2 separate regions of the Homo sapiens genome follow, and region 2 is linked to region 1. Evidence: read pairs that join two places in POLR2A ChIA-PET (ENCODE). Cell type or tissue: Caco-2. All regions are shown on one strand. Links, peaks and the distances in the headings refer to the core of each region. The heading gives the core; the rest is flanking DNA.

The links. Peaks named below come from ENCODE experiments on the same cell type or tissue, not always from the same donor. Only the 100,000 strongest peaks of a DNase experiment are listed, where the experiment ranks them.
Region 2: POLR2A ChIA-PET joins it to region 1 with 6 read pairs; 6 of 35 experiments call an interaction of 5 or more read pairs at or near these places.

The regions. Positions count from the first base shown.
Region 1 is chr17:66,567,201-66,578,707 of GRCh38, reverse strand. All of the region lies in intron 3 of PRKCA (protein kinase C alpha), which reads right to left. Among named protein-coding and RNA genes, the nearest start is that of PRKCA-AS1, 160 kb to the right of the region's middle. RefSeq lists an enhancer at 188-1,148. In Caco-2, for the core only: no CTCF peak of the experiment used is centred there; no DNase peak of the experiment used is centred there.
Region 2 is chr17:66,409,556-66,421,062 of GRCh38, reverse strand. The region is part of intron 2 of PRKCA (protein kinase C alpha); the gene reads right to left. PRKCA-AS1 (PRKCA antisense RNA 1) reads left to right here and starts at 4,209. Exons shown (of 4, transcript NR_110822.1): 1 at 4,209-4,520; 2 at 5,278-6,093; 3 at 8,301-8,378. RefSeq lists enhancers at 4,223-4,722, 6,698-6,992. In Caco-2, for the core only: no CTCF peak of the experiment used is centred there; DNase peaks (open chromatin) are centred at 3,592 and 5,512.

The sequences.
Region 1 (11,507 bases), core at 1,131-9,130:
TGTCTTCTACACTAAAGGGTGTGGAAGACAAACATGGGCATCCAAGACAGGGCTACTTCTTTAGAATGACTTGGCAGGGAGATGGGTTTACTTTCTTATTTATACATCACTCAGAGGAGGGGGTGGTTTGTGCAAACCAAACCAAACCAGCCCCAGGTACATTCATGGCCTTATACATGTTTTGCTCTTGTTGACCAGATGGTTTTAAGGCTTGCTGAGACCACCTCGTCTAGAAGGTGCACTGCTTGAACCATTGTAATTTTCAGGTGGTGAATATGAACAGAAAGACTCCCTCATGCTGCATTCCCCTTCCACTTTATCCTTCGCCAAGGACTTCAGGCTCCCTGGAGCTGAAGGGTTTCCAAGGACAAACAAACCCATGTGGACAAACCCATGGGGACATGACCATGTGCGGAAGCCTGGACCGACTTGCTGGGCTCTACCTGCTGCAGGTGAGGCGTCTTTCCAGAGTGCTGGCCTAGGTGGATGCCCCGACCCTGGGACAGACGAGATGAAAGGCAAATATCAAAGGGAGACAATGAGGGCTGTTTTGTTTTGTTTTGTTTTGTTTTAAATTCAGTCTCTCGTTAGCTGGCTGAGGAAGGGAAACACAGCTTCTGAATTTGGCATTTCAAAGGGGGCTGAGGAGGAGTTGCAGGAGAAAGGTTAAAGAAAGAGCTCACGGGGTGGAGGGGGCGCATGACACAAACCCTGCACTCTGGCTGGTCCATGGCACAGAGCAGGTGTGCGGCAGCTTCTGAGGGGGTGGCAGGGTGACAGGGGTCGGAAGCTAAGCATGCAGGATTGAAAACGATGACTTATGCAGCATCTGGGAACAGGCTAGGGCAGCACCCCACTCCCTACCCCCCACTACCCCGTCCTCACTCCAGTGTCATTCTCTGATCTAAGGATAAATGTGGCAGGGACTTCTGGCTAAGGTGAAGTATAAACTCATGCTGTGGACCTCTCCTTTAGCTCTAAATACATGGACGCAATAAAAAAGAAAAGAAGGAAATGTATTTTTAAAAAGATATAGTTCACTTCCATATAAACTACGCACCTCCCTGGGCTAGAAACAGAGCAGATCTCCAAGACGTAACCAGAGCCGAAGTGCAGGCTGGCTGAGCTCTAGGTCTGAAGCAGGCCAGGGGCTGAGCTATTTCATGGCCTGCAGAAAAAGAGACTAAAAGTGGACTGAGTCAGGAGAGCCAGAAGTCAGGGTGGCATCCTGGCTGCTATGGAGGACTCATCTCAAGGGACTCCCTTGCCCAGGCTGCAGTCCACATCCCACATTGCTCAGAATCACCATCTGCTTATTCTACTCTGGAAAGGGAGCTCGCACCTCTCAGGCCCAAATCAGGAGTAGACATCAGGAGTAGAAATGAGGCCTTGACCAATGTGAGAGAGGGATGCAAAGATCCCCATCGCCGGACTCTCACGGAAGACCAGGTGTCCCTCCTGGATGCTCCCTAGCCCACAAGCCTAGTTATTCTGCCATCCTTTGACCAAATACCGCTGTGATTAAAAGTGCATCACAGGGCCAGGCACGGTGGCTCATACCTGTAATCCCAGCACTCTGAGAGGCAGAGGCAGGCAGATCGCTTCAGCCCAGAAGTTCAAGACCAGCCTGGGCAACATGGCCAAACCCCGTCTCTACCAAAAATACAAAACTTAGCTGGTGGTGCATCGTCTGCAGTGCCAGCTACTTGGGAGGCTGGGGTGGGAGGATCACCTGAGCCCGGGAGGTGGAGGCTGCAGTGAGCCAAGATCGCACCACTGGACTCCAGCCTGGGTTAAAGAGCAAGACCCTGTCTCAAAAAAAAAAAAAAAAAAAGTACATCACCATTTTCCACGGAGAAAACAAGGGTTTGAGAACAGAAATGAGAGACAGCGAACACATAAATCTTCCCTAAGCCCTCTCTAAGTGAAAAGAACATCGTGAATGCTCCTCACTCAGGAGACAGGAACAGGCCACAGCTGCTGGCTCTGTGTGTGTTCCCTACTGAAGCCTGAACCCACTAATTTATATATGACTAGCCGAACCATCAAATAAAGTGAAATTTCAAGCCTGGTCAAGTCGTACATGGGTATCAAATTTCTCTTGTCCTGCGAACAGCAGAAATGAAATTTCAGCATGAAAAAAGTCCTCAAGCACCTTGCAAAAACCAATAGGAATCAAATTACATGCTGCAGTAAAGAGCCACTGGCTTTGGCCCTTCAAAATACATTTATTTCAAATTATAGACTGGTCCAGAATTATCAAGCTCTTCCTGCATCTTAATGGTCTCTATAGTATGGGCTTAAGCCCATCTCATGCTTTAAATTAATTTCAAGAGGCCAAAACCCAAGCTTCTTTATGCTTTGCCAGGCACCATGGAAGCTGGTACTATACCTGTGGAATACATCTCCTTTTACTTCATCTTCCCATGCACATATCCTTTGGTAGAGCAACCGCGCACATGAAATTTGGTATCCTTACAATGAACACTGTGTTGTAACCAACTGTGACAGTCTTCATAGCACAGCCTCCATCTGAAATTTATTTTGCTTTTCCTCCAGTTATTAGATGAATATTTGTTTCTAAGTTTTTGTTTGAGATGGAGTCTGGGTGTGTCGCCCAGGCTGGAGTGCAGTGGCACAATCTCGGCTCACTGCAACCTCCACCTCCCAGGTTCAAGCACTTCTCCTGCCTCAGCCTCCGGAGTAGCTGGGATTACAGGCATGCATCACCACACCTGGCTAATTTTTGTATTTTTAGTAGAGATGGGGTTTCACCATGTTGGTTAGGCTGGTCTCAAACTCCTGACCTCATGATCCACCCACCTTGGCCTCCCAAAGTGCTGGGATTACAGGCATGAGCCACGTGCCCGGTCCTGTTTCTAAGTTTTATGTACTAATACTAACACTAAGAATATCATCTAACATGGAATGCTGGTTTACTCTATCCAGACACTGCCCTCAGGTGTTACTCCATTCAAGCCTCACACCAATGCATAAGGTGGTAACAGGCAATGTTTCCAAGTAATCCCTGTATGTGTGGTTTTGTTTTCCAGTTTCAATTACCTGTGGTCAGCCTCAGTCTGAATATATTAAAAGGAAAATTCCAGAAATAAACAACTTTATTTTTTTAAGACAGTTTCGCTCTTGTCACCCAGGCTGGAGTGCAAGGATGCGATCTCGGCTCACTGCAACCTCCGCCTCCCGGGTTCAAGTGATTCTCCTGCCTCAGCCTCCCGAGTAGCTGGGATTACAGGTGTGCGCCACCATGCTCAGCTAATTTTTGTATTTTTAGTAGAGATGGGGTTTCACCCATGTTGGCCATGCTGGTCTAGAACTCTTGACCTCAGGTGATCCGCCCACCGCGGCCTCCCAAAATGCTGGGATCACAGGCATGAGCTACCACACCTGGCCCAATTTGTAAGTTTTAAATTACACACAATCCTGAATAGTGTGATGAAATCTCATACCATCCCACTATATCATCTGGGATGCGAATCATCCCTTTGTCCAGCAGACCCCTTCTGTAGATGCTGCTACCGCCTCTTAGTCTCTTCGTAGCCATCGGTTATAGATAAACTGTTGAGGTATCACAGGGCTTGAACTGAAGGAATCCTTATTTTACTTCATAATGGCCCTAAAGTACCAGAGTGGTGACACCGGCAATTCAGATATGTCAAAGAGAAGCTGGAAATTACTTTAAGTGAAAAGGTGAAAATTCCCGATAAGTGAAATTTCATATGCCCAGATTGCTAACATCAACAGTATGATATTTTCAGAGAGGGAGAGACCCCATTCACATAACTTTTACTACAGTATATTGTTAGAATTGTTCTATTTTATTATTGTTGTTAATCTCTTACTGTGCCTAATTTATAAATGGATCAGACATATTAATGCATAAGAAACATAGTACAGGTTGGGTATCCCTTAGCCAAAATGCTTGGGACCAGAAGTGCTTGGAATTTAGGATTTTTTTTTTTTTTTTGATTTTGGAATATCTGTTTCATGCTAACTGGTTAAATGCCTCAATCTGAAAATCCGAAATGCTCCAGTGGGGATTTCCTTTCACCGCTGAGTTTTGGTTTTTAGAACATTTCAAATTTTCAGATTAGGGATAATCAACCTGCTTATACAGAGTTGACACTATTGGAGTTTTAGGCTTCCACGGGGGTCCCTGGAATGTATCCCCTGCAGAGAAGGGGTGACAACTGCGCTGTTTCTCCGTGCTAGACAGGGTTCTAAGTGCTTTGCATATTAAATTACATTGTAATCTTCATAAAAACACTCTGAGACAGGGATTATTGTCGTCCCCATTTAAAAATATAGAGACTGACTGAGGGTTAGAGGTTAAGTGACTTGTCCAAGGCTCGGAGCTGGCAGACAGCCATTTGAATTGAAGTCCAGCTGAGGTACAGCCCATTCCATGTAGGCCATTTCCACTGGAATGACCATTTCAACACAAACACCCTTATAAATATAGTCTTTCTTTAGGCAAATAAATATAAAAATGAAGTTCTCAGATCAAGATTATAAACAGTAAAGCTTATTGATACATATCACCAAATTCATTTCCAAATATACCATATCAACGTATAGGCCATAAGACAGAAAAAGACTGCCATTTTTGGCTCCCTTGTCAACCCTGGGTGTTGTGATTTCATTAACTTAATAAGCAGGATCTTGTTTTACATTGTTGTCTTTAATACCCTTCGGGCCATATAAAAAATTTTAAAATAAATTCATTTTTTAGAGATGGGGGTCTGTGTTAAACCCAGGCTGGTTTCAAACTCTTTGGCCTCAAGTGATCCTCCAGTCTCAGCCTCCCGAGGAGCTGGGACTACAGGCATGCACCCCTGTGCCCAGGGAGGCCATTTTTCTAGGTGTTTATTTAAAGGTTGTATTTCATCTTTTGAAACATGGAATATTTTTATGAGTTCAGTGTATATTCTGATGGGTGAATGTCGCACTTCAAAATGAAAATAATAGGAAGCTAGATATAGCTTGTTAAAAACAACAACAAAGCATAATGTCAAAGAATAATGTTATGCTTTGTTGTAAATGCCTGTCAACATTGTTATAACAATCTTTTCCCAGAATTTTGGTTAATCTTTAATTCTTCACACTTTTTGATACTCTTAGAACTTCCTGTAATGAGCATGCAGCATCTTTATAATTAGAAGAAAACAGACACTTTTCCAACTGAGGATAAAAAAGATGGTTGCGTTTAGGTACTGCTTTTCTCTTTTCTATTCTACTTGATATTAATGACCCATGTATTCCTGATTTCAGCAGAAAACGAACTGATCACAAGTTTTGGTGGTATAATTCAGTCATGGAGATTTTAAAGTTGGCCTCTATCTGTTGCTCATAGCGTGCTAGGCAAGCTAGAATTACTCAGGAAAAAACCTCCTTTATCTCTCGTTTTCACTCTTGCAATGAAAAGGCATTTCAGGAGTGTGGGCTTAGCTGCTCATTACAAGGTCCTTTTATCCACTGACAACTGCTGAACTCACCTTGAGAGAGGAGCTGCTTTCTATTTTGGTTTGTCTATAATTTTCTTATTTCCCAGAGTGTATGTCATGGGCGCAACCCACAAACCAAGCATTTCTATATAAAATATCATAAGAGGAGGGATTCATTAACAAGTTCCTCTGTAGACAGAACGCAGCTCTTACAAACTCACAAAAACAAATACATACTTTTAAAAGTTCCCAAGAAAGCAGTTCTTGGGAAGCAGATGTAATTCTTCAGGTTTGAAAGTAAGGGCCTCCCCAGCTCCCTTATCACTGAATTACAGGACTCTGTATTTTTTAATTGAAATTTACTCAAAAGGGGACAGATATTCATCTCATACTATAGCAAAAACTAGTTTTAAAAATATATAACATTTTAAAATATTTTAGTCAGAAAAGCCTCAGGGCCAGGTGGGGTGGCTCATGACCCAGGACTTTAGGAGGCCAAGGCAGGAGGACTGCTTGAGCCCAGAAGTTTGAGACCAGCCTGGGTAATGTGGCAAGAGCCCATCTCTACAAAAAAATCAAAAAGCCAGGCATGGTGTTGTGCACCTATGGTCCCAGTTAGTTGGGAGGCTGAGGTGGGAGGATCTTTTGAGCCCAGGAGATTAAGGCTGCAGTGAGCTGTGGGTTACCAGGATAATTTGACTAACTGGAACATTTCTGGAAAGGTGGTTCATCTTGCGTATTTTCTCAGTTACTGATATTCTTTTTTTTTTCCTCCCCCTGAGATGGAGCCTTGCTCTGTGGCCCAGACTGGAGTGTCATGGTGCAATCTTGGTTCACTGTAACCTCTTGCTCCCGGGTTCAAGCTATTCTCCTGCCTCAGCCTCCTGAGTAGCTGGGATTACAGGTGCCCACCACCACGCCTGGCTAATTTTTGTACTTTTAGTAGAGATGGGGTTTTGCCATGTTGGGCAGGCTGGTCTCGAACTCCTGACCTCAGGTGATCCGCCCACCTCTGTCTCCCAAAGTGCTGGGATTACAGGCGTGCGCCACCATGCCCAGCCTGATATTCTTTATAGCCTCTCAAAGTACAATATTCATTCTGGAAACTATAAATTCAATCATAGCTTAATCTATCAGCATCTAGAGGTATTACGCACTTACCATGTCTAGGATCACAGCATCACAGACACCACAGTCTCTGAATCCCACCTCTATCAGCTAAGTGAACAGACAGCATCCCAATTATATGGAGTGGCACGTCAGACGGAATTATACGGAGTGGCACACTGGATGGAATGTCAACATAACACAACCACACACAGAACGTTCCCTGCACTATCATACAGAGTAATAGTTATCTGGCTTTCCATGGCATCCAACAGGCTTCGTATTTCAAAAGCAAAACACTCAGTGGTAAGATCTACCACCCATTTTTCTACCTTCTCCACTCCTACCCCTGCTTCAGAGTGGTCTTTTATCTGCTCTACGGACTCAGGTTCCGTGGAAGGTTTTATTTGCAAAAGTATATGTCTACCGTCAAACAAAAGTTTTTAAACCACTTGCCTAGGTCAATAGTTTGTTTCCTGAGAAAAACAATTTCTAAAACATTGATTGAGGAAGGTTGTTCAATTAAATTTAAGTTCATTAAAACATGGGGTTTTTTTCCCTCTTTCAGTTAAGTATACAGTATTTCTTCTGACCAATTAATTTGACTAAAGGTTCCACCAAATTAACTTTTTCTTCCATGAAGGAGAATGCTGCAAATTTTAGTGATAATAAGACTTAAAATGATTAAGGTGTGTCAAACTTATTCCTAATGTGGCATGTTGTAATTTGTTAAAAGGCAAATAATAAAACTTAAACATATTTGTATATACCGACAAGAATTACTTTTGAAATATGGATTAAAAAAAAACAATTATTTCCTGAACCAGCACCTCTCCTGTATATTCAACCATCCAAAATGGTCAGTTAATAATGTGAAAACACAGAAATAAGTACACGCAATGCCACAAGATGATAGGGATTAGGAATGGGAAAACACTACATGTTAGGACTTCTCCAGAATTCCTCCATTCTGTTGGTTACTTTCTCACTGAGCTTTTGTTTTCACATCTTCATATCTACAGACATTTAGTACGAAATTTAAGAAGTATATGTAAACACGATTAGAACCCCTCTGGAATGTGTGGTTTATGCAAACAGATTTATGACTCTGCAGTTGCAATTTGCAAACAGTGCTCACAGATATTACCTTCCCTTACCTTCACAGCAACCTTAGAGGTGGGTGGATGTGATTTCCATATGTAGATTTAATATTATTTTCAGGAGGAGGTACCCACGGAGGATGGCTGAGTGACATGCTCCAGGTCAGGACTAGAAGCTGTAACTAGAACCCAGGGCTCTTGGCTTTGGGCCCAGAGAACATCCCACCAGATTATGCTGCCAATCTGCTAATGGAAATTTAATTCCCACAATTTGGGTTGAGAAGTTTACAGCTATTTAAATACACAGCTCCAGACGAGCACAGTTATATCAAGACATTACATATAATTTTAATAGGAAAACTGCCAAAACTAGTAAGGCATGGCAGAAAAGCCCGAAAAAGAGCTAAAGCAGAGTCTTTCACACCCTAAGAAAGTGATTTAGCAATATCACGATCTCACTCTACTCACTGGCACCGCCTCCTCCTCTCACCCATGCCTCGCAGGCATCACAGACAGTAGCAACACGCTGCACAATAGCCTGGGTGTTTGAAGGCACTGCTTTTTAAAAATTTTTAAAGAAATTTTAAAGTGTTTTATTTTTTCTGTTGATCTATCATAGCTGTACATACTGAAGGCATTTCTAAAACAAACACGTTTTAATAGGTGTAGCATACATGTTTTACATGCACAAGTCATAATATGCAGCCTGATGGATTCTCACAACATAATCTCGCCTGTGTATCCACAAACCCGTCCATCGTCAGAATGGAACGAGAGCCCCAGAAGTCCCCTTGTGCCTGTTCTAGTCACTCTTCTCCCCAGCAAGATGTGGTTACCTTGACCCCTAGGCACTAGAGATGAGTGTTGCCTCTTTTTGAGTTTTATATACAGAAAACAATTCTGTGCCTGGGTTCTTTCTCTCAGTGTTATGTCTGCAAGACATCACACTTTTGTTGCACATAACAGGTTTTTCATTCAGGGCTGCACAGTACCCCATGATAGGATTATACAAAAAAATCCATTCTACATGTGAGGAACATCTGAGTTGTTTCCAGGTTAAGGCAATTATGAATAATACTTCTGTGAACATTTTGGGCATGACTTTTGGGGTACACATGCATGTTTCTTTTGGGGATCCACCTACGAGAAGAATTGCTGTCTGACAGGAGTGTGTATTCAGCTTTAGTCAATACTGACAGTTTTCTAAAGTGGTTATAGCAATTTGCATACCAGGAGCATGTCCTCACCAACACTTAGTACTGTGGTCTTTTTCATTTTATTCTTTCTTACGACTGCTGGTGACATCCCATTGCAGTTTTAATTTGCATTCCCCTGATGACCCAGGTTGAACACTTTATGTTTATTGTCCATTTTTATATCCTCTTTCATGAAGTTTACAAATCTCCTCCCCATTTTTCTACTGGATTGTCTTTCTTACTGATCTGTAGGAGGAGGTTTTCTTTTTTTTTGAGATGGAGTTTCACTCTTCTTGCTCAGGCTGGAGTGCAGTGGCATGGTCTCAGCTCACTGCAACCTCCACCTCCTGGGTTCAAGCGATTCTCCTGTCTCAGCCTCCCAGGTAGCTGGGATTACAGGTGCCTGCCACCATGCCTGGCTAATTTTTGTATTTTTAGTAGAGACAGAGTTTCACCATGTTGGCCAGGCTGTCTTGAACGCCTGACCTCAGGCGATCCCCGCCTGCCTCGGCCTCCAAAGTGCTGGGATTACAGGTGTGAGCCACCGCACCTGACCTTTTTTTTAAATTCAGGACACAAGCCCTTTAACAGGTATAAGTGTAGCAAATATCTTCCCCCAATACCAGTCTACCTTTCATTCTTTGATGTTTCAATTAACAAAAATGCCTGATTAATCTTTTCCTTTAGGGTTAGTTCTATTTAGATCCTGTTTACAAAATTATTTTGTACCTCAACTTCATAAACATGTTCTCTGTCATTTTCTAGAACATTTATTGTTTTACAATTAGGTCTACTATCTATCTGTAATTGGTTTTTGTGTAGGGTGTTACTTGTGGTTGAGGTTTTTAAAATATAGATATCCTATTGACCAGCCTCATTCATTAAAAAAACCACTGCTTGGCAACTGAAGGCTTAGCTTTAAGACTAAAAAGATGACCCAGAAAAAAGTTTCCAAAGACCCTACGTTTCCAGTCTTTGATTTACCTACATATCCCTGCCTAACTCTTTTAGGAACATGGAAGTGTAAGTCCAAAGATGAAAGGCTTTGTTCTCAATTTCATCACTTCATTGAGTCCCACAAAATTATCCTTTTTCCTGACTGGTAAGCTGTAGAACATGGAACATGAGGAAATGATTTTTAAATCATCTCAAAATTAAATGATTATAATGTCATTTTATGCCACAATGAACTGTTTATGTACTTCTCAAACCCCATTTTTAAAATTTCATTTTAAAAACATCCCTACTTCATTAGCTCCACACCAGCTATACGAATGAGCTGTCCATGGCAACAGCAGTAAGTGCACTGAAGACAGATTTCTGCAGCGCCAGCCTTCCTGGCCTCCAGTACCCTGCTGAGCAACAAGCAGAGGACCCAGCACCCGCACTCAAGCTTCCTAAACCACGAATTACTCCTCACCAGCACCCAAAAGCAGCTCCCAGAACAAGCTGGTGGAAAATGTAGTGGGGAAAACACTAACCTCTACCACAAATAAAGACTCTGCACATCTATTTTTTGGGGGTTTTTTGAGACAGAGTCTTATTCTGTCGTCTAGGCTGGAGTGCAGTGGTGCCATCTCAGCTCACTGCAACCTCTGCCTTTGGGGTTCAAGTGATTCTCATGCTTCAGCCTCCCTAGCAGCTGGGATTACAGGTGTGTGCCACCATGCCCAGCTAATTTTATAATTTTACTAGAGATGGGGTTTCATCGTGTTGGCCAGGCCAGTCTCGAACTACTGACCTCAAGTGATCTGCCTGCCTCAGCCTCCCAAAGTTCTGGGATTACAGGCATGAGTCACCACGCCAGACCTCTGCTGGTCTATTATTTAATGCAGTCCAATGTATTAACATTTTCCTTTACACTTAGTGCTTTTTATAATCCGTTTAAGAATTTTTCCAGGAAACACATAGAAATATTGTACATTATCTCTCTTCCCCATCCACTGGCTCACGAAGATCTTGGTTGTATCACAGTCATGGCATGAATCAGATTTTTGGACTTCTTCCCATCTGATTTTCACTTATAGGAATTTTTCAAATCGTTCTTAAATAAACCTAATAAGGATGTTTTCCCAAACGCAGGTTACCTTGGCATCAAATTTCTCAAGTGTCTGGCTCCGAGGTGGATCTGGAATTTTCAGCCTCTTTGTGATGTTAGCAGGGCTTTTTATTTCCATGAAATCTTGAGGTAACAGAGGGTAGGGAGGAGAGAGCAAACACTGACATCCCAGACTGGGAAAGGGGAGAGATGGTGGAAACTGAGACCAAAACACTAAAAACTGCTGGGTCCATTTTTCTTCCCACTGGGAATTCAGGCAACAGCATCAAGGGCTGGTACAAGGCATAGCCTCGGAGACAGACCTGCCTGTGGCCTGGCAGGATCTCCTGCTTAAGGGCCTTATTGCCCTGCTTCATTAACAGCCACGGCTTAGCAACAATCTGCCAGCAGGGGTCAGTCTCGGTCGCCACACAGAAGCCAGGAGGCTCTCTCCAGCTACAAAGCCACGCTCTGGAATGTTCCAGAAGTTGTTCGGTGCCACTGCACAACACTCAGCTTCTCTTCCTATCTTGTCACCTCGGCACCTGTTTCCTAGTTTTTCAAGATTGCATTTCATACTTAGAGAAATTAATTACCTTATATT
Region 2 (11,507 bases), core at 1,845-9,844, 160 kb after region 1:
TGACGCTTGGACTCCGTCACCAGACAGTCATCCACCAATTTAGAACCTAGGAAGACAGGTTTCCCATGACAGCATAACAATAATGCATTATCAACAAGCTAGTAGAAATTCCAGTCCTTTCTTTCTTCAGGGTTAATTTCTCTCATTATGTGAAGGGGGTTTTGAAATTCCACAAAGGAGGGGAATGCAGGGGACAACGACATCACTGAATTCCAAAACTTCAGGCCAAAAGAGAACATTGATTTGACTGTCTTCTTAGTCCAAAACTGGTCTCAAAATGATAAAAATCGCCAGTCAAAATCCTCCAAATGTCTTTTCTTCCCTCTGACTACAAATGCTCCATGCTCCTCAACCTAGAATGGGTTACATCCCGAAAAACCACCATATATTGAAAGTATTGTCGTGCATTTAATACACCTAACACCATATCGTAGCCGAGCCTACCTTAACCGTCCACAGAACACTTACATGAGCCTACAGTTGGGTAAAATCATCTCATGCAAAGCCTATTTGATAATAAAATGTTAAGTATCTTGTGTATTTACTGAATGCTGTGCTGAAAAATGAAAAACAGAATGGTCGTACAGGTACTTGAAGTACAATTTCTACTGAATTTCTATCACTTTTACACCGTCATGAAGTTGAAAAATCTTAAGCCAAACCATGCTAAGTTGGGACCATCTGTATTAGTTCTGACTCTTGACTAAAGCTTAGACAAAGCTGATGCTTCATAAACTTTAAGAACATGTCCCCTGGCCAGGTGTGGTGGTTCACGCCTGTCATCCTAGCACTTTGGGAGGCCAAGGCAGGTGGATCACCAGGTCAGGAGATCAAGACCATCCTGGCCAACATGGTGAAACTCCGTCTCTACTAAAAATACAAAATTAGCCGGGCGTGGTGGCATACTTCTGCAGTCCCAGCTACTTGGGAGGCTGAGGCAGGGGAATCGCTTGAACTCAGGAGGCGGAGGCTGCAGTGAGCCGAGATTGCGCCACTGTATTCCAGCCTGGTGACAGAGCAAGACTCCGTCTCATATTTAAAAAAAAAAAAAAAAAAAAAAGAACACAACCCAGAATGGGGTTTGTTTACCCCTTCAACAAACACTGACTGAGGACGCATTATGTTTACTACACATTGCTGTGGCTCAGTAAGTGCTGGGCACAAGATGTCAATAAATGAAGAAATACATGGATGGACCTATGCCTTGGAGACTTTCCCAATCATGCCCCAAGACATCAATCTCCAAGACTCTATTAAACTTGTAAGTTTAATAAAGTAGGCAGGTTTCTTTTTTCTTTAACATATGAAGCATAATATAATCTGATGATTCAGAAGGGACCTCAAGATTGTGTTGTGCCGTTTTTCTCATGCGGAGTGTTTAATTCTGGTTAGTAAAACTTTGAACCAAAAAAAATTCACATATAATTCACATCAAGTGACTAAAGACAGATACAATATGGGCATTTTGATGTGTACATTTGTACTTGACCAGGGCACAATTTATAATATACTAAGAAAACTTTAAAAATTAATTATAAAATGAGTATTTTTAGCACCCTTAGTAACAGCTACTTGTTTTAAACTATTATTTCGTTTTTGGTGACCAAATTATATTTGACCATAATTAAAGAACATATAACCTTAAAATAACATTTAAGAAACACAGTTACAACAGACACATGTTATATTAAATGAAGAAAGGAAAGAAATGTACATGTATTAAAGGGTACTGAGGTTTTTCAAACCCATTCTTTTGAAAAGGCCTTTTTATTCACTTTCATTTAAGTCAATTTAAACCTAAAAAATGTCTCTACTCAGTATGCTTACAGAAAGAGGTGACATCAGTGTTGAGCACATGACTGCCTAACAACCACTCAGTGCTAATCATTGAACTAGTATTCTTATTTGATTATCCTAACATAATAATTGAGCCCATGTATATACGCAAGATATGGAGGATCCAACTGATCAACTGCAGAAAGAAAAACACTCAAAAAATGCTGAGGCCAGGTGCAGTGGCTCAAGCCTGTAATCCCAGCACTTTGGGAGGCTGAGGTGGGCGATCACGAGGTCAGGAGATCAAGACCATACTGGCTAACACGGTGAAACCCCTTCTCTACTAAAAATACAAAAAAAAAAAAAAATTAGCCGGGCGTGATGGTGGGCGCCTGTAGTCCCAGCTACACAGGAGGCTGAGGTAGGAGAATGGCGTGAACACAGAAGGCGGAGCTTGCAGTGAGCCGAGATCGCGCCACTGCACTCCAGCCTGGGCAACAGAGTGAGACTCCCTCTTAAAAAACAAACAAACAAAGAAAAACGCTGAAACCGGCTGGGAGCAGTGGCTCGTGCCTATAATCCCGCACTTTAGGAGGCTGGGGCTGGAAGATCACTTGAGGTCAGGAGATCGAGGCCACCCTGGCCAATATGGTGAAACCCCGTCTCTACTAAAAATACAAAAATTAGCCAGGCGTGGTGACATGCACCTGTAAGTCCCAGCTACTTAGGAGGCTGAGGCAGGAGAATTGCTTGAGCCCGGGAGGCAGAGGTTGCAGTGAGCTGAGATCGCGCCACTGCACTCCAGCCTGGTGACAGAGCAAGACTCCATCTCAAAAAAAAAAAAAAGGCTAAAACAAATGACAAATGGATATGACTGAATCACTGTACCTTTTTGACACAACCTTAAATCTTGGTTTTACTGTTTACTGTATATTATTTGGTACTTCTGGATTCAGTAGTCGGAGTAAAAACAAGTTTCTGTATTCAAACATATCTACAGAATGTCAATATAAAATATATGCATATATACATTTACTATACACATACGCGCACACACACAAGTAGGCAGTTTTCTCATAGCTTTTAGATCTGCTTAATCCACAGACATCTGCAAGCCATTCCCATCTTTTTCAGCAAGAACTGTCCTTCCTTCACACCTGCACGTCCTTCCAAATGGGGGACACAGCTTCAACAGAAGACAGTAAAACCCACGCGCACCAAAAAGTTTACAGAAATGTGTGCTGAGTGATCCTCACTGCCCATGAAGAGGTCCACGCTCAAACATGGCTAATTTGGGGAAAATAAAACAGAGAGTGTGCAACATTGCTGTGCAGATTTGTGTTTTGTATTCCTAGCATGGGAGTTACCATAGAAATAAAAGAGGTAAGTAGTTTAAGAAAAATCCCAGTTGCATGCATCCTGGGGACTGTGAACCAAAGAATGGCCTGAGCAACTCTAGGACTCTTTTTTGCCATGAAGAGAACGATATTTAAATTGGATTTCAACAGAGGAATAACTATCTCTATCAGGAAAAGTCCTGTGTTTCACCTTCCACTACCTGAGAGGCAGCCAAACAAAAGACCAAACGTGAGCCTGGGCAATGGGCAACAGGTAGCTGTCGCTTTGCAGTGACACTGGAGGCAGAGGGACCCTCCTTACCTGGGGTGGTATGCAACTGAGAAAAGAGACAGCAGGAGCTCTCTGCAGGTACATGTGATGAGTGTTTGCTCAACTGAAAATCTAAGCTTAGAGCAATTCCAGAGAGAGAATGCAAGTCTCTACAAGCAGAAATGGCCTGAAGCCATCCTTGCAGCCTAGGAATGGATGGGCCACAGAGGCAACACAGGACAGTAAGAACCAAAGATGATAATCCAGGCAAAGACAAATTCCTCTGCTGCACCTGGCTAGGGATTTCACCAGATCTTTAGGGACCAAAGTTCACACTAGCCAGACAGTTTTGTGGTATTAGGGCACCTGTATCTGTAATTATACCTAAATTGAACAATACGGTAAACTGCAGTAAACTATGCTATGGATTTAATAATTTTCAATTAATCTTTTTATTGTATTAAAAAAAAAAAAGGCCAGGCTGGGCACGGTGGCTCACACCTGTAATTCCAGCACTTTGGGAGGCCGAGGCAAATGGATCACTTGAGCTCAGGAGTTTGAGACCAGCCTGGCCAACATGGCAAAACCCCCATCTCTACCAAAAATACAAAAATTAGCTGGGCGTGGTAGGGGGCACCTGTAGTCCCAGCTGCTCAGGAGACTGAGGCAGGAGAATCACTTGAACCCAGGAGGCGGAGGTTGCAGTGAGCCGAGATCGCGCCATTGCACTCCAGCCTAGGTGACAGAGCGAGACCGCCCACCCACCCCCAACTTTTTTTGAGACAAAGGCCAGAGTTCCAGAACCTTTTCCAATACTGTGACACATGGACAGGGTAGATCTCAGACAGACAATCCACAGTGAGGTTTCTGGCACCCGGGGTGTGCAGTCCACACACAGGAACAGGATGTTTCCAGCAGGAGGAGGAAGCACAAGGTTACACAGGCTTCAGAGTCAGGCTGCCAGGGATCAAATCCCAGCACCTCCTTTTTCCTGTGATGGGGCTTGTTCAACTTCTTTGATATCTCTAAACTAGGGATAACAACAGCACCCGCTTGAGACTATTGGGTGGATTGACTGAACTCATCTATGTAAAATGCCCAGCACACAATAAGCTTCATCAGCTGTTATAATTAAGGTCAGTCCTTGAAAAGGCTTAGTGGAGTTTGGGCAGGTGGCTACACGGTGGGAGAGGATCCAGCTGTGCCTGTCAGTCCCCAGCTGCCGGCCACATGGATGCTCCCCACTCCCCTAGCCACCTCTGCCTGTGTACGCTTCTGACACTACGCTGCCTCTGCTTCCCTCTCCCTGTTCCAGCACGTCGGGCACACACGTGGAGTTGCACTAATGCCATTCCGCTGCAGCTTTCTGCATGGCCCACACCCATCTTTTCCTGGGTGTCCACTCTCAGCCAGTCAGGATGGTGGTTGCCCATCCTGCAGGGGTCCAGGACCTGTAGCCTGTGTGATAGACACCAGCAGCAGCTAGTCTATCAGCCACCTCAGTAGAGGCAGGTGACAACAGTGCAGGCTCTTTCATGATGGTAGACTTTGGAATTAGTTACAGATGAGTAAGAGAAACCCATAGTGAGGGAGGGGGTCTTACCGGTTCATTCATCCATTTAACCACCATTTACAGAATGCCCACTGTGTGCCAGTCAGTATCCAGAATTCCCAAAGAGGCACCTAACGAATGGGAATGCATGCAGCCTGACAGTGTGGGTGGCTTGTCACTTACAGCAGCCTCCTGCCCAGGTTTCTTTAAGCCTTTCAAGGACTGACCTTAATTATAACAACAGCTGATGAGTGCTTATGTGCCAGGCATTTTATATGGACGGATTCATTCAGTCCACCCAACAAGTTTGAGCAGGCACTGTTGTTATCCCCATTTCACAGATGAGGAAGCAGACGCAAAAAAGGCAACCAGGCAAAGTCCCTATCGCCCAACCTACCCAGAAACCAACAGACCCCAGGGCACTTCGAGCTGGAAAGGGCTAGAAAGCTTACCACTTTTTTTTCTTTGAAGCTGAACACTTCTTTGAACGCTTTCTCTAACATCGATTTAAGGATATCTTTGATCTTTGTGGAAACAAAGAAGAATGCTTTAAGACTGCGCTTAGAAATCTGGCCGTTTGGTTTTAAGGTCATTGGCCTCTGCCTACCGTGCTCCTGAATGAATAGCTCAGGACTTCCAGGGCTACCTTTGGGCCAAAAGTTAATAATTTACAGCTGAGCAAGTGTAGGTAAACTGCCACTTTACAGCAAGCTTCTAATCCCTCACTGATCACTTTGAAAATTACAAAGGACATTCACTTCAAGTGTGAGCCAATTCAGAATCAACCTCATGCTAATTTGATATAAGCTGTTCACTGAGGGAAAAAGTCCAAAGGAGGTTCTAACTTATTTTCTAAATGGACATCGTATCAAAATTAAAAATTCAATGACAGCATCTTTTAGCTCAATCATAGTTAAGTATATAATACTGCTGAATTTAAAGTCAGCAGAGATTATCTAGACTTTACTATGAAATATAGACAAGCTGTGCTTTTAAAAGGTTTATTTAAATTACTGATTATAAAAGTAATCCAAGCCCATTTGTGAAAATTTGGAAAATGTGGAAGAGTATAAAGAAAAAAAAAACTACTCATTCTATGAGCACCGAGAGATAAACGTTATCATGTTGGCGCACTTCCTTCTGGCCTTTTTCTCCAGGTACATTTAAGTATATTTTCATTCTGGTCTATTTATAGGCATTTGTACCTTGCCACTCTTCTTAACATCATGTCACTAAACTAGTCTTTAAAAACAATTTCTAGTGGCTTCATAGTATGTCTTACTATGAAGTAAGTCTCCTGGCATATAGTACATGCAGGAAGACCACAAGATATCAAACCAGCCCCTGACTTTTTCTATTTTCTCCAGTACAGTACACCTGGCGTTCACCAGACTATAACATCTGCTTGAATCACATTGTCACACACAAACAGAAACCAAGCAGAGTTAGTAGCAAAAGTCCTAAAAGGTTAGATCCACTGCCAAGCTGGTCATACCATATAAGACAAGCAAAAACATCCTTGGTTATACACATGTGAAGCAAAGTATGATGCTGTGTAATAAGAAATATGTATTTGGCCTCTGGTTGTATTCATCTGTTCTCTCATTGCTATAAGGAAATACCTGAGACTGGGTAATTTATACAGAAAAGAGGTTTAATTGCTTCACAGTTCCACAGGCCGTACAGGAAGCATGGTGACACGTTTCTGGGGAGGCCTCAGGGAACTTACAATCATGGCAGAAGGCAAAGCGGGAGGGAGGCATTTTCCATGGCAGAAGCAGGAGGAAGAAAGAGGGAGCAGGGAGGTGCTACACACTTTTAAACGACCAGATCTCGTGAGAACTCACTCACAGCACCAAGGTGATGGGGCTAAACCATTCCTGAAGGATCCACCCCCATGATCTAATCACCTCTCACCAAACCCCACCTCCAACACTGGGGATCACAATTCCTATGAGATGTGGGTGGGGATGCAGATCCAAACCATATCACTGGTATACATTTAGTTCCTGATGTAGAGCTCCTGAAACCCTTATAAATAGATAGGGAAATTACGTCCCTATCTATTTATATGCATCTTTCGTTCTCATATTTAATCTTTTTTTTTTTTTTTTGAGATGCAGTCTCACTCTGTCACCCAGACTGGAGAGCAGTGGTGCAATCCTGGCTCACTGCAACCTCTGCCTCCTGGTTCAAGCGATTCTCCTGCCTCAGCCTCCCCAGTAGCTGAGATTACAGGTGCCTGCCACCATGCTCAGCTAATTTTTGTATTTTTAGTAGAGACGGGGTATTGCCATGTTGGCAAGGCTGACCTCGAACTCCTGACCTCTAGTGATCTGCCTGCCTTGGCCTCCCAAAATGCTGGGATTACTGACGTGAACCACCACACCCAGCCCTGATACTTAATCTTTGACCCCAGTTCCTAACACAGAGCTCATAAGAGCTCTGTAATTTCCTGAGAGACCGGAGTGTCTGACACAGAGCTGCAAAATCTTTTGGAATCTGTTGGGTAATGGGAGCTTCTTTTGTTCTAATGAGGCGACACTTGGTGGGCTCCTCAATAGTCTCCTGATGCGTAGGTGGCTGGTTGCCAGGAAAATCATCTGATTAGAGGCTGAAACTCTCAACCCCACCCTCTGACCTCTGGGGAAGGGAGAGAGGCTGCGGGTTGAATTGATCACCAATGGTCAATGATGTAATCAATCATGTCTACATAACAGACAAGCTCCTGGTTGCTGAGGTGCCAGGAGGCTGGCACATCTGGAAAGGGCATGGATACTCCACCCCCCTGCCTACATGCCCTACTGTGCATCTCTTCCTTCTGGCTGTTCATCTGTATCCCTTGAAATATCCTTTATAATAAATCAGCAAATATAAGTATTTGCCTAAGTTCTGTGAGCTGCCCTAGTAGATGAACTGAGCCTGAGAAGGGGTGATGGGAAGCCAAAGTTAGAGACAGTCAGTCAGGAGCACAGGTCACAATCTGGCGATTTACGTTGGCATCTGAGGAGAGAAGCAGTAGTCTCTTGGGACTGAGCCCTTAACTTGTGGGATCTGACACTACTGCCAGGTGGGCAGCGTCAGAACTGAACTGAACTACACAGCTGGTGTCTGCTGGAGAATTGCTTGGTGTGTGTGTTGTGGGGGGTGCAGAATCTCCACATATCTGGTATCTGAAGTGTTGTGTTGAGTGGTGCATCAGAGTAGGAAGAACGCCTCGGTTCTTCCCATCTCTAATGGCTGGTATCTGCTGGGGAACGGATTGGCTGCTGGTGTGGAGAAATCCTCACGTTTTAGAGACCATGGAGGAAGTGATCTGGATTAGAATAGGAAAAACACTTTGGTTTTTTCCTATCTCTTACAGATCAGAGGAAGAGGAAGGGTGGTGTATCTTCATGAAACTACTAACCCAAACCCAGAACACAGCCATCTCGCTACTAAAGTAAGTCAAAAGCGCTTGGGAAATTCACAAAGGAAGGACACCAGAAAGCAGGTGGCACATAGCTCAGACATAAACCCCTGCAGAAGTTTGTGGGGCAAATGGGTCCCTGCAGCTCCTAGTGTGGACTCTCCCATTTTCCAAGGGCAGATGTTCACAAACCTGGGGCTCAGGACAAATACTCAGGGTTATTTCCCTTGAAGTGACACCTTAACTTTATTCATTTTAAAGAAAACGTCTGACAAATGCCCAAGTCTGAAAAACTGATTTGTCAGTCGCTCTTTTAAGTAAAAGTGCAAAAGTAAATAAATAAATAGAAATTTTAAAAATAGGCCAGGTGCAGTGGCTCACGCTTGTAATCCCAGCACTTCAGAAGGCCAAGCCTGGTGGACGACTTGAGCTCAGGAGTTCGAAACCAGCCTGGCCAATATGGAGAAACACTGTCTCTCCCAAAAATACAAAAATCAACTGGATGTGGTGGTGTGTGCCTTGGGAGGCTGAGGTGGGAGGATCACCTGAGCTCAGGAAGTCAAGGCTGCAGTGAGCAGTGATCGTGCCACTGCACTCCAGCCTGGGTGATGGAACAAGACCCAGTCTTAAGTAAATTAATTAATTAAACTAAGTAAAAGTGATGTTCCATGAAAATAGTGGCTAGTTCCATTCATTACTCAAAAAAAAAAAAAAAAGATTTTTTTTCCTGAAAAATAATGATCTCTCAGTGTCCAGAGGCACTTTATCCATACTTCTCATTTTATTACAAAGAATATTTTTAAAAAGTAATAAAAAGTAAGGTTTTTTTAATATTCTCAAAAATTACCAGAAAGTAGGCGGCCCATTGCTCAGACAAGAATCCCTGCAGCACAGTCAGGGTTTAATGACATTAATACTGCTTCATCAAGGCCACTCTCAAGTGAAACTGACTCTTTTCCTTTATTACTGCACTTGGTGGGAGGGGAAGATCAGGACGGCCGCTAGTGGCTGTGCCACTGCCTTGACTCACACCAAGACACAAGCAGTTTCGTCCACCTCTGCTTTTGCACCATTCGGGCAACTGTCAACAGTGAAAACAACAAAAGCATCTAAGTACTACCATGAAAAGTGGTTTGGCCTTAAAGACCCTCTGGTCTTGTAGACTCCCGGCAGTCCACAGACCATGCCTTGAGAATAGCTGTCCCAGAGGGCAGGCAAACTAAAACTTCAGGATGGGTTTTCATGGTTTTTTGTTTTTTTAACAAAACAATAAGTACACAGATAATCTCAAAACATCTAAGTGTGTCTAAAAGACCAAAGACTGCTGTTTTTAAAGACTTAAGAATTTGCAAGCATGGCTGCGCGCAGTGGCTCATGCCTGTAATCCCAGCACTTTGGCAGGATCCTTTGACCCCAGGAATTCAAGACCAGCCTGGATAACATAGAAAGAATCTATCTTAAAAAAAAAAAAAAAAGCCAGATGTTGGTGCTACAGGGGCACAACTATACTCTCAACTACTTAGGAGGCTAAGGTAGGAGGATCGCTTGAGCCCAGGAGGTTGAGGCTGCAGTGAGCCATGACTGCACCACTGCACTTCAGCCTGGGCGACAGGGCAAGACCCTGTCCCCAAAACAAAACAAACAAAACAAAAACAGAATTAACAGAGAATATATACAATTATCAAACATGGAAAATACTAAGTCTATGCACAGATCAGCTCACTCAGGCTCTGTGGGTGGGTAAGGGCATCTCTAAGGCAAAGCAAAAGCAAACTCCTGTCCAGAGTAGAGCGCACACATGAAAAAGTAATTTACTGGTTAAGTTCAAAAGTTCAACTACCTGGCTGGGCAAGGTGGCTCACGCCTGTAATCCCAGCACTTTGGGAGGCCAAGGTGGGCGGATCGCCTGAGGTCAGGAGTTTGAGACCAGTCTGGCCAACATGGTAAAACCCTGTCTCTACTAAAAATACAAAAATTAGCCAGGCGTGGTGGTATATGCCTGTAGTCCCAGCTACTCGGGAGGCTGAGGCAGGAGAATCGCTTGAACCTGGGAGGTGGAGGTTGCAGTGAGCCGAGATCGCGCCACCACACTCCAGCCTGAGTAACAGAGTGAGACTCTGTCTCAAACAAACAAACAAACAAAAAGTTCAACTACCTAACAATGTCAATGAATTGGAAGGAAATTTATATAACTGCTCTCAGAAACCAAAAATAACAATATTTTTTAAGCTAAGGTGTAATTTTCTTATATTGAAGTGTTTATTTAGCAGTTTCAGCAACTGCAAAAGATCCCTCAAACAAGGAAAAGCTATAATGACTTAGTCCAGTTTTCAGTGACAAGCAACACAGACCAGCCACGTCTGAGTTTCCATTTGTGAGTTCATTCATGGGAAATCTTTTTGCAGTGTTCACAGTATTCATCATGTACAAATATTCCTCATATAAATAGGAAAAAGCATCCCCAAATAATGAAAACACAAACAAAAAAATCATTAATCAAAAAAAAAAAATCTCTGTTGGTATCACCTATAAAATTAAAGAGAGATTCCCAAGGTAGAAATCCATTAATATATTTGCTATAAAGTTTAGTGAAAGGGACTGGGGAGATATTGAACCAGTCCTCACCTTCACTCCAAGCCTGGCATAGCACCTGGCACTAGGAGGCCAACAGCTGGTACTTGTTTATTGAACAAAGGAATGAACACACAAACGAACGAGTGAACAAAGTAGATGATGACAGACCAGCACGATCTACTAACTGAGTCTGATTTCTTCTCTTTTATTTATTTATTTATTCTTTGAGACGGAGTCTCACTCTGTCGCCCAGGCTGGAGTGCAGTGGCGTGATCTCGGCTCACTGCAAGCTCCACCTCCCAGGTTCATGACATTCTCCTGTCTCAGCTGGGACACAGGCGCCTGCCACCACGTCTGGCTAATTTTTTTGTACTTTTTAGTGGAGACGGGGTTTCACCGTGTTAACCAGGATGGTCTCGATCTCCTGACCTTGTGATCCGCCCACCTCGGCCTCCCAAAGTGCTGGGATTACAGGCGTGAGCCACCGCGCCCAGCCCTGAGTCTGATTTCTATGTGGAGCTCTCAGAATATTGAAGACTTCTGATTTTATCTATCTAAAATACAAGACTATTTTCAAATACAGAATTT